Linked DNA regions of Homo sapiens: region 2 is linked to region 1. The links are chromatin loops, found by intact Hi-C in ENCODE. Cell type or tissue: ovary. All regions are shown on one strand.

Evidence for each region. A loop is a pair of places that touch in the nucleus more often than their neighbours do. Peaks named below come from ENCODE experiments on the same cell type or tissue, not always from the same donor. Only the 100,000 strongest peaks of a DNase experiment are listed, where the experiment ranks them.
Region 2: it touches region 1 in a loop (7-fold over the local background); 108 of 110 quality-filtered maps call a loop at or near these places.

What each region holds. Positions count from the first base shown.
Region 1 is chr6:150,887,629-150,895,628 of GRCh38, reverse strand. MTHFD1L (methylenetetrahydrofolate dehydrogenase (NADP+ dependent) 1 like) reads right to left here. Exons shown (of 28, transcript NM_015440.5): 7 at 7,648-7,784. Among named protein-coding and RNA genes, the nearest start is that of MTHFD1L, 26 kb to the right of the region's middle. In ovary, a CTCF peak has its summit at 3,542 (motif pointing left); a DNase peak (open chromatin) is centred at 3,538; H3K27ac peaks cover 1,141 bases.
Region 2 is chr6:151,320,155-151,328,154 of GRCh38, reverse strand. The region is part of intron 3 of AKAP12 (A-kinase anchoring protein 12); the gene reads right to left. Among named protein-coding and RNA genes, the nearest start is that of ZBTB2, 67 kb to the left of the region's middle. RefSeq lists a silencer at 3,636-3,836. In ovary, a CTCF peak has its summit at 3,727 (motif pointing right); DNase peaks (open chromatin) are centred at 2,624 and 3,814; H3K4me3 peaks cover 1,451 bases; H3K27ac peaks cover 2,812 bases.

The DNA.
Region 1 (8,000 bases):
AAAAAAAAAAAAAAACCACAAAAAACCCTAGACACTTTGATCCTTCAAAGGTGAAAGACCTATATTTTTTCCTTCTGTGAATACCAGTTTTGAGGGTCTCTGTGCTCAGGAGGAGAGGGAGAAATGAGATCCTCTGAGAAAAACAAAATAAAACGGTTCTCTGATTTCTAGGTTATTTCTTCGGCATGCAGCTGAGGTTTACCTCATCTCCCAGCTGGAGACCATTTCAGCATTGTCCAGCTGTGCCCTAACCACAGGTTCAGAGGAGACTCCCGAGGGAGCAGGGCCCTGCCGTACCTGCCCACCTCTCCCTTCCGTGCAGAGGGCACCACTCCACCTTGTAAACACCAAATGCAAAACCACACCCACTTCAGACTGGTTTTGGCATCAGAGTGAAATCATCGGGGTCAGGAAGAGGTTACCTCCAAATCTAGGCTCATTCCTGAGAGTGAAACCAACAGTGTCATTCCCCTGCAGGGCCCAGGACGCTGGGTGTGGGGGCCTGCGTTTGGGTGGAGGAAAGGCGGGGGGTTCCCTAGCCCTGCCCAAAAACACTAGCTCCAGTGCCTTGGCTTCCTGACATGTGACACTCCACAGCATATGGCTAATTTGGACAAATGCCCAGGCGTTCTTCCCCTCCCCACCTCTAGGGTCTCCGTGGAAATGCTCAACGCATCTCCAAGCCTGGAAAAGATGCTCAGAAACAGAACAGGAAATTTATTCTCAATTTTCAACCGTACACCTCAACGGGCGTAAGTTACAAAGCTACCAAACACAGAAGTCTATTCTGGTTTCTGTGGAACCCTAAGAAGGTCAATTCTTCATGCTCAGGCTCCGTGGAGATTTTATACCTAATCAGCGTCCACAGAATATCCTTCCGTTTAGACAGACGGACAGAGAAAGGATCGATTTCTATTTGTAACTAACTGGATATAACCATTCTTTAAACCTACAGAGCCTGAAAGTAGTAACTGGCCCATCAGGGATCTCCAGCCGACATGTTTGGAAGTAGAGTGACTTCCAAGTAACAAGAGGCATGGGAAGGAAGAGGTCCACAGCTTTGGAGGAAGGGAGTCTGTGACATCACTTAAAGTTGATAATAATCTACTGAGGACTGGAAGATGAGCCTGACTGGCCAAAGCTGGGCACCTGCTCTGGTTAGTCCCTCCTTTCTCTGGAACGTTGTCTCATGGTAGTCTTGCTTCTGGTTTCACTCCCTTGGCCAATATTCGGCTGGGAGACCTCACAGACAGAGAGCTGGAGACACTCTCTCCTTCCCCCACCCACACAATGGAAGCATTAATACCAGGCTTCCAGTGAAGGACCCTAAGTCACGCTATTTTACTAGTATATCTACTTACGATCTGAGTGATTTGCCTAATTGACCCATATATTTCTCTTCCTCCAGCCTGCACTCCAGGTTGCAGTGCGGTGGTGCAATCTCAGCTCACTGCAACCTCGACCTCCCCAGATTCAGGTGATCATCCCACCTCAGCCTCCAAAGTACCTGGGACTACAGCCACCACGCCTGGCTAATTTTTGTACTTTTTTAGAGATGGAGTTTCGCCATGTTGCCAGGCTGGTCTCAAACTCCTGGGCTCAAGCAATCTGCCCTCCTCAGCCTCCCAAAGTGCTGGGATTACAGGCGTGAACCACTGCACCCGGCCCACATTAGCATTTAATTCCATTCCCACAACTGCCCCATAAAGTAGGGAGTATTATGATTGCCTTTCTACGCGAGGGAACAGGCTCAGAGCAGCAACAGCTAAGGCTTGAGCCCAGAGCTGTGTGTCCCCAAAGCCTATGCTCTACTGTTTAATGAGAACACAAATGTTGTGCCGGACTGGAAACCTTCAAAGGCAGTTTCTAGTGGTTGCAGCAGGCTGCCTGATAACCGGAAGGTCAGCCCACACCGGTAAGACTACCTGTAGTTTAAGAGATGGTAGATAGAACTCTAGTGTTACACAGTCACACCGATGCCCAAACCTTTCACCCTCAGCTTTGGAAATCTCTAGCCAGATGTCCCACAGCAGGTATGTGTTGAGGGGATGGGGGGGTCTTGTTCCATGTCAGGTACAAATAAGCACAACAGAAATGCCCGTCAAAGATAACGTCCTTCTACTTAGTAGCCATAATCCTAAGCTTATTCTCTTTTTTCCTTAACTCTTTTACCATTGCCAATAAGGAGAAGTTAAATAGATTATAATCTTAAAATGCACTTTTATTCTTGGTTGATTAAGCTGGGCAACAAAAATCCCCATGTGGGCCAGGCACAGTGACTCAGGCCTCTAATTCCAGCACTTTGAGAGGGCCATGTGGGTGGATCACTTGAGGTCAGGAGTTCGAGACCAGCCTGGCCAACATGGCGAAACTCCATCTCTACTAAAAATATAAAAATTAGCCAGGCATGGTGGTGCTCGCCTGTAATCCCAGCTACTCAGGTGGCTGAGGCATGAGAATCTCTTGAACCCATGAGGCAGAGGCTTTAGTGAGCCGAGATCGCGCCACTGCACTCCAGCCTGGGTAACAGAGTGAGCCTCTGTCTCAAGGGGAAAAAAATCCCTATCTGTTGTTAAAATTTTTACTTCCAGTGTTTTTCACAGTGAAGCTTTTCCAAGGGTGTGCCAGGTGTCCTGTCCTGATTGGGTGCCCCAGGACACTAACCCATGCCTAGGTGGCTTTTTGCACCACTGTGGCCTCCAGACAGCCATTGAGTGGTACAATCCACATATTACCATGTCTCCATATTACCACGACTCCAAGGAAGGCTAGAATTCCTACTCAGGAAATGAATGGCAAGGGTTTTCTGCCCCATACATTCTTCTTGTAAAAATACAACAACAGAATAGTGACAATTCAAACGTCAGGCAGACACAGGGAGGCATATGGGTTACGGGGAAGTATGTGGCTAGTGAAAGACTAGCTGCTAACATGAAAGACACAGGCTGTCATTTGTGGTGGGACAGGAGCCTGACGTAGGTAGGTAGGCCAGGTAGAGGGGGACAAGTATGGGGCGGGGCTATGAACATTTCTTCCCATATTTTTGGCTACAAAGATGAAGCAATAATAAGAATGAAAGTTGATAGCCTCTAACATTCGCAATGGTGCCACTATAAATACCAAGGACTTAGGGAAAAAAACGTGTGTGCAACATCAACTATGAAAGAGAACCTTCTGGTCCATATGAAAACAAGAATGTTACCCAATGACCAGATTCTCCAGAAAGTGAAGCCACTTAATCGTTCTCAAAGTTCAGATGAGATTCATCCCAAAGTACAGAGACAAGGTGATTTATTCCCGTAATAAAAAAGTACTTTGAAAAATGTCTTTGTTTTTCAAAAATATAGATACAACTAGCAAAAGTATCTGTGACAGCTGCGAAAACATTCAATTGCCAAGGAAGGTATTTTCTCTCTTCACCACAGCTGTTCAGTGCAGGGCACGGTTTATTTTCCTCTTCCACTGAGCTTCCAAATCAAAATTTCTGGGCTCTCAAGTGCAAACTATTGCCCTTGAATTTTCTTGGATAGGCTGCCACCATGTGGTGACTGCTAAAAACGCACACAGGTTCACGTTTCATTGCAAGGCTGCCTTCCTGAGCTGTCTTAACCCAAGCATTACATAAATTGGATCCACCTGCCATGCAAAGATTCCAAATCTGCTGAGACACCTGGCTTCCCTGGCACGATTACAATTTACTCCTCATTTCCATTCTCACCCTGCAACATGAGGAACATGTATTTTTAGATCACATTCTGTAGTTACTGATTGTACTTAATGCATTCATTTAAAACTTCACTTTGCTTTAGATCTGTGAGCTGTACCATCATTTTTTAAAATGAAAAACAATCATTTCAGACATAGAAATGGAAAACAATAACCTAACATACCTAGACAACACCTATTGCCCAGTTTAAGAAAAAAGGCATGAAGGTGTCTAGGTTTCCTTTCCATCTATATCCACATCCTTGCCTCAATAAATGCTTTTCGGATTTGGTTCGTAGTTTGCATTATTTCTTTATATTTTTACTTCATTTGCATGGAATCCTAATATATATATAAGGATTATATAATTAATACATAATAATATAATATATATTATATATAATCCTAATATATATATTAAACAGTGATCTAAATGTCCTGACCTAAATATATATATTAAGATTCTATATATATATAAGGATTATATGTAATACATATTATATGTATGTATGTATTAGATTACATATATATATATATGTTGTGTTGCTTTCAGACACATATAAATGGTGTTGTATGAAATACATCCTTCTGCAACTTGGGTTTTTGTTCACTGAACAGTGTTTTAAAAAATTCTTCCAGCCCGGGCGCGGTAGCTCATGCCTGTAATCTCAGCATTTTGGGAGGTCGAGGTGGGCGGATCACCTGAGGTCAGGAGTTCCAGACCAGCCTGGCCAACATGGTGAAACCCTGTCTCTACTAAAAATACAAAAATTAGCTGGGCATGGTGGCGCACACCTGTAGTCCCAGCTACTCAGGAGGCTGAGGCAGAAGAATCACTTGAACCCAGGAGACAGAGGTTGCAGTGAGCCGAGTTCGCGCCACTGCACTGCAGCCTGGGGGATAGAGGGAGACTTCGTCTCAAAAAAACAAACAAACAAAAAACAAAACAAGAAAACATGTTGCTATCTACAGCTCTAGTTTATTAATTTTCACTGCTTGTATATCATTGTTTTATGAACTATGACTATGCATACTCTACATGCAACTATACTGATTTATCCTTTCACCCTGATGGGCATTTAGATCACTGTTTAAATACTTGTTGCAGTGCACTTGGTTTTTCAAGTCGCCTGCTTGGCTCTCTTCCAAGTTATACTTTCCTTCTTTCCTTTCCTTACTGTTCTAGAGCTTTTTGCTAGACTTTCCGTCCTGCTCTGAAACTTGCCTCAGTCTCTCCTTCTGCCTTATGGCCCTCAGTCCAATTCTTTCTTCCGAGGAGGCAAGAGCTGAAGTTGCTGCAGAACTGTACGGATACACCAGCACGAACTCGGGATAACTCGAATAGCTGCCACCGGTAACATATTTGGTGCGCGTGACTCAGATACATTCCCTAGTGGTCATCAAGCTCCAGAAGATGCTCAGGGAGGGATACTGTCCTCTCAATATTCAATAGTCACCGTTCCACAGGGGACCGCTGGCCTGCCCATCAGTGAAGGCGAAATCCTGCCCCTGTCTCCCTTGAACCTGGCTAGATACCGCTTTCACCAACTCATGGAGCCAACTCAGCCCTGACAGCAGAAAGGGGCCAAGACCCACAGAACCACCACTGCCCCTCTGTCTTAAACAAACAAACAAAACTTTTTGCACTATAAACATGCTGCTCTGACCATTTGTAAACACACCTTTGTATATATATGGGCAAGTTTTGTCTATTATATATATATATACACACACACATATATATACACTTTTTATTATTATTTTTTTGAGACGGAGTTTCGTTCTTGTTGCCCAGGCTGGAGTACAATGGTGTGATCTCGGCTCACCGCAACCTCTGCCTCCCGGGTTCAAGCAATTCTCCTGCCTCAGCCTCCTGAATAGCTGGGATTACAGGCATGTGCCACCACATCCAGCTAATTTTATATTTTTAGTAGAGATGGGGTTTCTCCATGTTGGTCGGGCTGGTCTTGAAACCCCAACCTCAGGTGGTCTGCCTGCCTCAGCCTCCCAAAGTGCTGGAATTACAGGGGTGAGCTATCATGCCTGGCCATATCATATATATTTAGAGTGAAATTCCTGGGTCAAAGAGTAGCTCAAACTCCATTAAACTGCTTTCCGAAATGCCTATTTCAAATTTAAACTCCCGCCAGCAATATATGAATTCCCATAGCTCCAGACATTTGTCAATATGGCTAACTGGCACTTTTTACCTACTGCCAATATGACTGGTGAGCAAAAACAGCAGGAAACCAGACAGCTTTTCACGTGTCTTTTAAACCTCGGGTTCCTCACCTGTTAGTGGTCTGTCATGTGTCCATTTTTCTAACAGATTGTCTTTGTCTCACTGATTTGTAGGAATCTTTTATAAGACACTAATTATTGGCTAAATGTTTGTTGTAAATATCTTCTACACTATAGCTGTCTTTTCACTTTTTTAAGAACTTCTTTTCAGAAAGAAAAACTTTGGGGTTTTTAAAAATTTGGATGCAGTCAGATTTATATACCTTTTCTTTAGCAATCTGTGCTTTTGGGGTCTCTTAAGCTATCCTTCCAACGCCAACCTCTTAAATGCATACGCCTATATTTTTTTCTATAAGTTTTACAGTTTTGCTTTCCACATTTAGGTATTTTAATATAGAAGTGATTTTTATATGTAGTGGCAGGTTAGTAATCCTATGCTAGACTCATATACATAACTAGTTAAGTCAGCACCATTTTTAATAGTTAATGTTTTAGCTTTTTTTTTTGAGACGGAGTCTCACTCTGTCGCGCAGGCTGGAGTGCAGTGGCACGATCGCGGCTCACTGCAACCCCTGCCTCCCGGGTTCAAGCGATTCTCCTGCCTCAGCTTCCCGAGTAGCTGGGATTACAGGCTTGCGCCGACACGCCCGGCTAATTTTTTTGTATTTTTAGTAGAGACGGTGTTTCACCATATTGGCCAGGCTGGTCTGAAACTCCTGAGCTCAAGTGATTTGCCCGCCTCAGCCTCCCAGAGTGCTGGGATTACAGGCATGAGCCACCACGCCCGGCCTTTAATAGTTAATCTTTTCCCCACTGATCTGTGGTACCTGCTCTCAAGCTTCCATATATGCATAAATTTCCACTTTCTTCTGTTCCGATCGTCTGTTTGTCTACCATATTATCCTAATTACTGTAAGTGCATAATAATTCACACTGTGTGGCTGGGAATGTCTCCCACCTAGTTTTTCCACAAAATTGTCTTGACTCTCTTTGTCCTTTATGCTTCCATTTGGATTTCAGAATCAGACTGTCAAATTCTACAAAATTTGCAGACAATTAGTATCTTTAAGATATTGCATCTTCTCCATGAAGATGATACCTCTGCTTTTATATGGGTCTTCTTAATAATTTTCATCAAAATTATAATTACTTTCAAAAGGTCATAATGCATATTAGATTTACCAAATGACTGTTCTGTACTTACTATGGTGAGAATTTAGTTTTTAATCACAATGTGGTGAATTACAGTGACAGACTTTCTCATGTTCAATCACCTGGAAATCCTAAAATAAACCCTACTTCCTGCTGTATTTGGTGTTCTCAGATTTCGCTCACGATTATTTCATTTATATTCATAGCTGAAACTGGCCTGTTAATTTTCCTTTAGCATGTTACCCTTCTTTGGTTTTGGCACTCATAAAGTCTGTTAGGCCACGTTCCTTCTTTTTCCATTTGCTGGAGAAAAGGATTGTATTAGAATGATCTGTTCTTTGTTTGATAGAGCTCATTTGTAAAACCACCTGTTGCCTTTTCTTGTTTGTTTGTCTGGTGAGTAGACTCATTCAATGTCTTTAATGGATATGGGTCTATTCAATTTTCTTCCTCTAATTTCTTGAATTAAGCACTTAGCTTATACATTTCTAGACTTTCTTCTGTTCTAACAGAAGCCTTCAAGATGTATGTTTCTAACATGAAATTTACCTTGCTTTGAAGCTGGCGTGTTTTCCACTGGATGCTCATTGTCATGGACCCTTTTCTCTGGAACAGGCATTGTAGAGCAGCTTCCAAAGACCCATGGGCCCCCACTACCAAAATCTTCTTTCCATCTAGGTTGACACCTACTAACCAAATGAAAATTCAATATTATACTCAAAACTTCAGATCCTTCCTTTAAGAACTTTATCTTAAGAAAAAAAGACCCTTTTAGGCTGGGTGTGGTGGCTCATGCCTATAATTCCAGCACTTTGGGAGGCTGAGGCAGGCGGATCACTTCAGGTCACGAGTTCAAGATCAGCCTGGCCAACATGGTAAAACCCCGCCTCCACTAAAAATAT
Region 2 (8,000 bases), 430 kb before region 1:
GGGGTTTCACCGTGTTAGCCAGGATGGTCTCGATCTCCTGACCTCGTGATCCGCCCACCTCGGCCTCCCAAAGTCCTGGGATTACAGGCGTGAGCCACCGCGCCCGGTTGTTACTGTCAATTTTTAAAGCTCTCATGGCTTTTCAAGATTCTGAGCAACTATTTAAAGATGATGATTATGAATCTTCCCCATCAGAATAACTTGCGGAGCAAAAACCAAATGACAGCTGAAACTCCCTTTCATTTTTACTTTTTCCACTACGTAAGATTTCTTGCTGGTAAATTTTTGGAGTTAAGATTTTCTGTGCACTTTCTTCTTACCAGGAAAAAGTGCAAAATTTTGCCATATCCTCCACACCCACATTGTAAGAAAAGTAAATTTAGAAAGCAATAGAGCCAATTACCTGATTTTGCCTTAAAAGTTAGTCCTTCCCACTATTTCCATTCATTTATCACTCCATTGGGATTATCTGAGCCAACTATTACAAGCCCCCTCAAGTGCTCCCAGTTTATTAACCTTTAATTACTGCTAAAACTTTAGACCACCTCCTTTTACCATAGGAATCTCAGTATGCGACTAATTGAATAGTGAATATAATAAAAATCATATTGTACCCAAAAAGTACTCAGAAAAAAGTCATGATCTCAGAAGCACCACCCCAGCTGTGACTCCCTACAATACACATTTGCATATTTCATTCATAGAAAAGTTAATGATCTGGGGGAAAAAATGGAGATTTTTGTGTTTTAAATTTTTTTCATTTTGTACAGTCTATTTATTAATAGTTTCGAGATATGGCATAAACTTTCAAGCTGAGTAAATGGTAGAAAGGTTAGCCAAGTCAACTTGGGGGTCGAATTTTAAGGAAATCTCAAAGTAAACAAGCTAATCTATAGGAAGTGAGAGATAATTTTAGTATTGCTGAACTTTCACATTCTTGTAAATTCCACTGGAGCGCATGGCTTTGCAGGAGCAGTTGCATTGAGAAAATTTTAAGTCCTAGAAATTCTACAGTTGATTAAAAAAAAAAAAAAAATGTAGGCCAGGTGCGGTGGCTCACGTCTATAATCCTAGCACTTTGGGAGACCAAGGCGGGCAGATCACAAGGTCAAGAGATCGAGACCATCCTGGCCAACTTGGTGAAACCCCGGCTCTACTAAAAATACAAAAATTATCTGGGCGTGGTGGCACGTGCCTGTAACCCCAGCTACTCGGGAGGCTGAGGCAGGAGAATCGCTTGAACCCAGGAGGTGGAGGTTGCAGTAAGCCAAGATCACACCATTGCACTTCAGTCTGGCGAAAGAGCAAGACTCCATCTCAAAAAACAAACAAAAAACAAACAAACAAAAAAAAAGATTTGGCAGCAATGATCTCAAATATTTAAAGAATAAAGAAGTCCTGTTCCTATAAAGTTAAATTCACAAACGGAATTTAATTTTCTTGATGACAGGAAGAGAAAATACGCAGGTTAGGCCACAGTACAATGGCATAAGACTATCAAATGTCAAGTTAGAGGAGCTGTAAGAGCATTCTAAAAGTTTGATGCGTGTAAGTTATTTGCTAGAAGTAGGCAGTAAATATTATAATTCATACTCACGGCCAGATTCCTAGAAAGTAAGCTAAAGAAACATACTTTTTTCTTTTTTTCTTTTTTTTTTTTTTTTTACTATTTGTTGCCTAAATAGTGTTGCTTCCTAGCCACCGATTTTATAATAACTATGGCTTTATTAAAACCACCACTTAAAGCAGAGCTTAAATGTTAGTCCCCTAAACCACCAAGTGTACCTTTATTCAAAGTTCCTAGTAAACAAGTCAAAATGCAAACACTTGTAATTTGCCCAGAAGAGGAATGTATTCTGTCTATGACTACGGCAAGAGATTAAGCTTTCACAGCTTATTTTCAAATTCACACAAATCTGACATATTTCTATTCAGTCGGCTGCTGTTGTTCCTCTCCACATCCCTCTCTCCCTAAGGGGAAGGGTACAACCCCGAACAAAATATACTAAAGGTCTCCCATAGGCACAGTCAAGAAGATTCCAGCTCAGCCAAAAATGAAACACTGAGGTTGTCTGATTCTTGCTGAGCCCAAGGGAGAATGTTCTTCTGAAGAAAAACTCAGTACACGGAGAGAAATAAATGCCAATAACGGTCCCGCCACTGACCTCCCGGGCTCCCCACCAAACGCTCATTCAACGGAAGAAAGCCCCTTTTCGTGCCCCGTGCCTGCCGTCCAGGGAGGACAAAAGCGACCTGGCTTGTGCCTTACCTGTGATGGTGATGGTCCCCAGCATATTTTAAGTAGCACTACTGTACAGGAGATCAGCTTAGCGGGTCCCTGCCCTCCCCGGCAGACGCCTAGTCTCCTGCCTGCCAACCGCAGGTGGTTTCGGCGGGATCAGAGCGGACTGAGCGCCCAGACACTCCCGGAGGATGGGGGAGAACCGGAGGTGCCCTCGGAGCTGCCGCAGCGAAAAGCAGAGCGCGGATGCATTTCCCCAGATAATTATAGGCGGACCCCCACCCACGCCCCCACCCAGCCACCCACACGCGGGCTGGCGCTGGCCCCTCCCTTGCTGAGCTCCAGGACTTCGGGAGCGCAAACTTCCCCGCCCGGGCCGCACAAGCAGGGGGTCACGTGCTTCACCTTAAAGCCCTCCCCCGAGCTGGGCTCTGTGAGTGGTCAGCGGGTTCTGCAGAGTCCCGGGAGGGTTTAAAGGGTGCTGGGCATGAGTTCGATGCTGGAGCCGGCGCATTGGATCTAAACGGTTACTTCATTCCTGGCACCGATTTACTAATACTTCTGTATCTCAGCTTTTTAAGTCATTTCAAGGAAATAGCCACACAGACAGTAAATTCTCCCTCCATTTTAAAGACTGCATTCTGCATCCTTATGTTTGTTTAAAGGTTGGTGTGGTGCCAACACCTCCCTTCTTGGCATCTGTAGCATTTGATATTTTCACCATCTGTGTCTTACGCATACACACACGTTGCACTGCTCTGAAGACTGGCAACTCTCAGTAGTGCTGTTTCCTAAACTCTTTGAGAAGGGCTCTCAGAAGTGAACTTGTTCCTTCTAACAAGTGCTGTCTTCAACACTTGACCAAGGCAACTTTTCAAAAGCAGACTTGAGCATGGGGTCTTTTTCTAAATGGCAGAAGTTAGCTAACTTTTTAGATCAAACTATGCCATGTTCCAATTTTTAGACACTATCATATCTCTAACATGCAAGCACACAACTCGGAAATCAAAGCCTATGTTAAAAGTTCAGAAGATTTCAGGCAGCCCTAGAATACTTCAATTCTTTCTCATTGAAGCTTCAGGTTTGTTCTTTGTAAAGACACGAGTGACGAATGAGTTGGTGTGGTCTCACAATTTTAATACACTTTTTTTGTACTCCAATTTTTTGTTAGGGTGGGTCCGTTAGGTCCCCTGGGTTTGTTCCCTTCTTTCATCCTTTCCCTATTTATCACTTCATGCCTTGCCTGCCTGACCCATTAACACCAGCTCTTCCCCTACACAAACAAAAAGGAAAGTTTTACTATTGCACTTCTCTTCAGAGAATGAAGATCTTGTTCATTATTGCTTGGGGCAGGGAGGAGGGAGGGGAGCCTCGGCGTAGACCACAGTGGGCACAGCAAAGAGAAGGGTGGGCGAGGAACAGGAGAATCAGGGAAAAATGGAAGTCCAGGAGAGCTGGCTGGCATGGCACGTAGTTGCACTTTTTGGGCACCAGGGGGCGCGATGCACCACACTCGGGCCCAGAGTGAGCAACGTGAAAACCGCTTCCTTGCTGGTAACCAGACCTTGTTACAAAAATCAGCTTCAGCCTCTCCAAAAGCCTGGCTTCCGTTTCACATCCTGGCAAATACCCGGCCTGGCGGGAACAGGGAATGATGGGCCTTGTCCTGACTCAGTGAGATATTGCCTGGAAGCTGACTCCCAGACCCAGCCACTGAGCTGCTTCCCAACCTTTTTTCTCTAGAGAAGTCTCAACTCTATTTCACAAATTGCTCCAATTTTAATAATGAGGCTGGTGTGTGTGAAATGCTGCTGGTACTGACCATCCTTCTGGAGTCCACAGAGCCAAGGGGGCAGGGCAACTTGGCCATTCCTCTCCTCCCAATCCCAGCCCCAGAGTGTCCTGGCTGTGCAAATCATGGATAAAGACGACTTGGGATGTTGCATCAGGGTCTACATTAATAAGTCCCTTCCCCAGAGATGTCCCAGGAGCCGTGGGTGATCTGGGATCTGAGGGCTTGGTTCTGCATCATTTCTCAGCACCAGTGGTTGGGGACAACACAAGGCTATCATCTGGTGCCACTTCTGAAATCGAGTCTGCCCTTGCAGAGCAGAATGAATCTCCAGCTCCTCTCCTTTCTATCAGTCCAAATTCTAACACTGGGACAAGCAACAGCTATTCCACTGAGCTGGATAGGAAGAAAAAGAAAAACACACAAAATGTCACTAGTTACACATTTAATACCCTAAACAACATTTTCAAAGGTCACTGTACTGCTGTTCAGTTTTGGCACTGAAACATTTCTTTTTATGACATTCATGAAGACGCTAACACATCTGATTTGATTTTTTTTTTTTTTGAGATGGAGTCTCGCTCTTGTCACCCAGGCTGGGGTGCAATGACGCGATCTCGGCTCATTGCAACCTCTGACCCCCGGGTTCAAGTGATTCTCCTGCCTCAGCCTCCCAAAAGTAGCTGGGATTACAGGCGCATGCCACCATGCTCGGCTAATTTTTGTATTTTTAGTGGAGACGGGGTTTCACCGTGTTGGCCAGGCTGGTCTTGAACTCCTGACCTCAGGTGATCCACCCGCCTCGGCCTCCCAAAGCGCTGGGACTACAGGCATGAGCCACTGCGTCCGGCCTGATTTGATATTCTTAAAGAGGCAATTAAAATCACAAGGCAGAGCAATAGATCATGTGGCAAGTTGTAGACTCTCTCAGCCAATGGGTCTCCTTTGATCTCTACCTCTAAGAATGATCAAGGACAGGGTGCACGGCCCAGCTGCCCAGCGAGCCTCTGTGTGTCTGCATTTACAAAGAAAAGTCATCAATTAGGATAAAAGCAGGAGTAAAGATGAGACCTAAGGTCACTGTCCAATGCAGGAGACTTTCTTTTATCATTTCCATTCTCTGTTTTTGTTAAATTAGGATTTTTAGAGGAAGACATCACCACCCAAAGCAAGAATTATAGGAAACATTTTGCTGTATAATACATAGATGGATGATAGAAAACGTGTTTTCCCAAATCAGAATGGTTCACTCAACAAATATTTACCAAGTTGTTGCTCCATATTTATTACGCAAAACACCCAGGGATCTAAATGAGATACTATCCCTGGCCTCGGGAGCTCAGTCATGGATGGTGCACACACCCAGTGGCAGGAGTGGGTGGTGGACACGCCCAGTGGCGGGAGTGGGTGGTGGACACGCCCAGTGGCGGGAGTGGGCAGCTCTAGTTTGGCTCACCTCTGAGGTAGCCTTGGAGCTGGTCTCTGAAGGGATGAGGGGACACTCCCTACCTGGGGCACAAAGGAAGGCGGTCCATAGGGACAGACGAGCATGGGCAGAGGCAGAGATGCCAAGAGCAGGACATTTGGGCAATCATGAGTGGGTTCCTCACAGCTATGAGGTTCGGAGTTTACTTAGGGAGGTCCGGGAGTTGGGGGCTTGGCGGGGAAGACAACACTGGAGATGAAACTAAAAATATTTATAAAGGGTCTTGAATGACATGTTAAAGACTTTGTAACAAATTATCCATTAAAAGTGAGCAAAGAATCTGAGTAGCCATTTCTCTAAAGAAAATATACAAATGACCAATGAGCACATGAAAATACGTCCAACGTTATTAGCCCTTAGAAAAATGCAAATCAAAACCACCTCACACCCACTAGGATGACTATAATAAAAAAGAAAAAAGACAACAGGTTGGGCGCGGTGGCTCACACCTGTGATCCCAGCACTTTGGGAGGCTGAGGTGGGCAGATCACGAGATCAGGAGTTCGAGACCAGCCTGGCCAACATGATGAAACCCCGTCTCTACTAAAAATACAAAAATTAGCCGGGCGTGGTGGCGGGCGCCTGTAATCCCAGCTACTCAGGAGGCTGAAGCACAAGAATTGCTTGAACCCAGAGGGGTGGAGGTTGCAGTAAGATGGTATCGCACCACTGCACTCCAGCCTGGGCGACAAAGTGAGACTGTGTCAAAAAAAAAAAAAAAAAAAAAAAAACATAAAGCTGATGTGCCTGGTTTAAAAAACAGGGGCAGGTGGCGGGGGGCAAGGAAGACCACAATAACAAGGAATGGAGAAGGTGGAACCCTCACACATCGCTATTGGGAAGGTAAAATGGTACAGCCACTTTGGAAAATAGGCTGGTAGTTCCTCAGAATGTTAAACATAAATTTATTATATGACCCAGCAATTCTCCTAGACATATAACCAAGAGCAATGGAAATACACACCCACAGAAAAACTTGTCCATCAATGTTCATTACAGCATAATATTCCTAGTAGCCAAAAGTGGAAGCAACCTAAATATCTATCAGCTCATGCAGGGATAAATAAAATTGAGCTTGTTTAATGGAAATGGGTTAGTAATAAAAAGTAATAAGAAATAAAGTACTGAAACATGCCATAACATAGATGAATATTGAAAAAACTTTAAGTGAAAGAAGCTAGTCACCAAAGAGCATACACGGTTTAATTCCATTTATTTGAAATGTCTACAAGAGGCGAATCCATAGACATAAAGTAGTTAGTGGTTACCTAAGACTGGGGGTTTTGGCGGGAGAGGGAGTGACAGCTAACCAGGATGGAGTTTCTTTATGAGGTAATGAAAATGTCCTGGCCAGGTGTGGTGGCTCACACCTATAATCCCAACACTTTGGGAGGCCGAGGCGGGCAGATCACTTGAGGTCAGGAGTTCAAGACCAGCCTGGTCAACATGGTGAAATCCCATCTCTATTAAAAATACAAAATTTAGCCAGACATTGTGGCGCACGCCTGTAATCCCAGCTACTCGGGAGGCTGAGGCATGAGAATCACTTGAACCCAGGAGGTGAAGGTTGCAGTGAGCTGAGATCGCGTCATTGCACTCCAGCCTGGGCAACAGAGCAAGACTCCCTCTCAAAAAAAAAAAAGAAAGAAAGAAAAGAAAATGTCCCACAGTTGATTGTGGGGGTGGTTATACAACTCTGTGAATATAGCAAAAACCACTGAACTGTGTACTTTAAATGGGTCAACTGCATAGTATGTGAATTACAGCTCACAAAAGCTGGTTTGTTTCTTTAAAAAAGAACTTTGTGCTGCTGGTTCTGAAGACTATAGGGAGCCATTGGAGGCTTGAGGCAGGGGATGGTGGCACCGAATTTGACTGTGATTTAGAAAAGGCAACCAGGCTGTGATGACGGGAGGAAGAGACTGAAGCAACAAAACAGATGGATGCAGTAGTGACGAAGGTGAGGGAGGAGTCCAAAGTCACGGTGCCCACAAGATGAAAGATGCAGTGCGAATCTGTGGGATCACCCGAACGGAATGATGTCCATGAAATAAGAATGGCCTGGAACCCTGAGGAAGAGGAATCTGAAAAAGGACCCTGGGAATGGACAGGGATTAGGGGCAATGAGGGAGAAAGTGGCAGCAAAGCCACATGTGGAGAGGATTAAAACATGGAAACAGTGGTCCACAGTGTGACAGCACAAAGTAGTGACACAGGCCGGGCGAGGTGGCTCATGCCTGTAATCCCAGCACTTGGGGAGGCCGAGATGGGAGGATTGCTTGAGGCCAGGAGTGCGAGACCAGCCTGGGCAACACAGCAAGATCCCATCTCTATAAAAAACAAAAACAAAAAACCAAGCAGTGACACAGGAAGAGAACGGGAGAGGCCTCGGAGTGGGCAGTCTGGAGGCGGGACCAGTGGACAGATGGCTGCAATAAAGCAGGCTACTTTCCTCTATTTTTCCTGAAAGGGAGGGGACA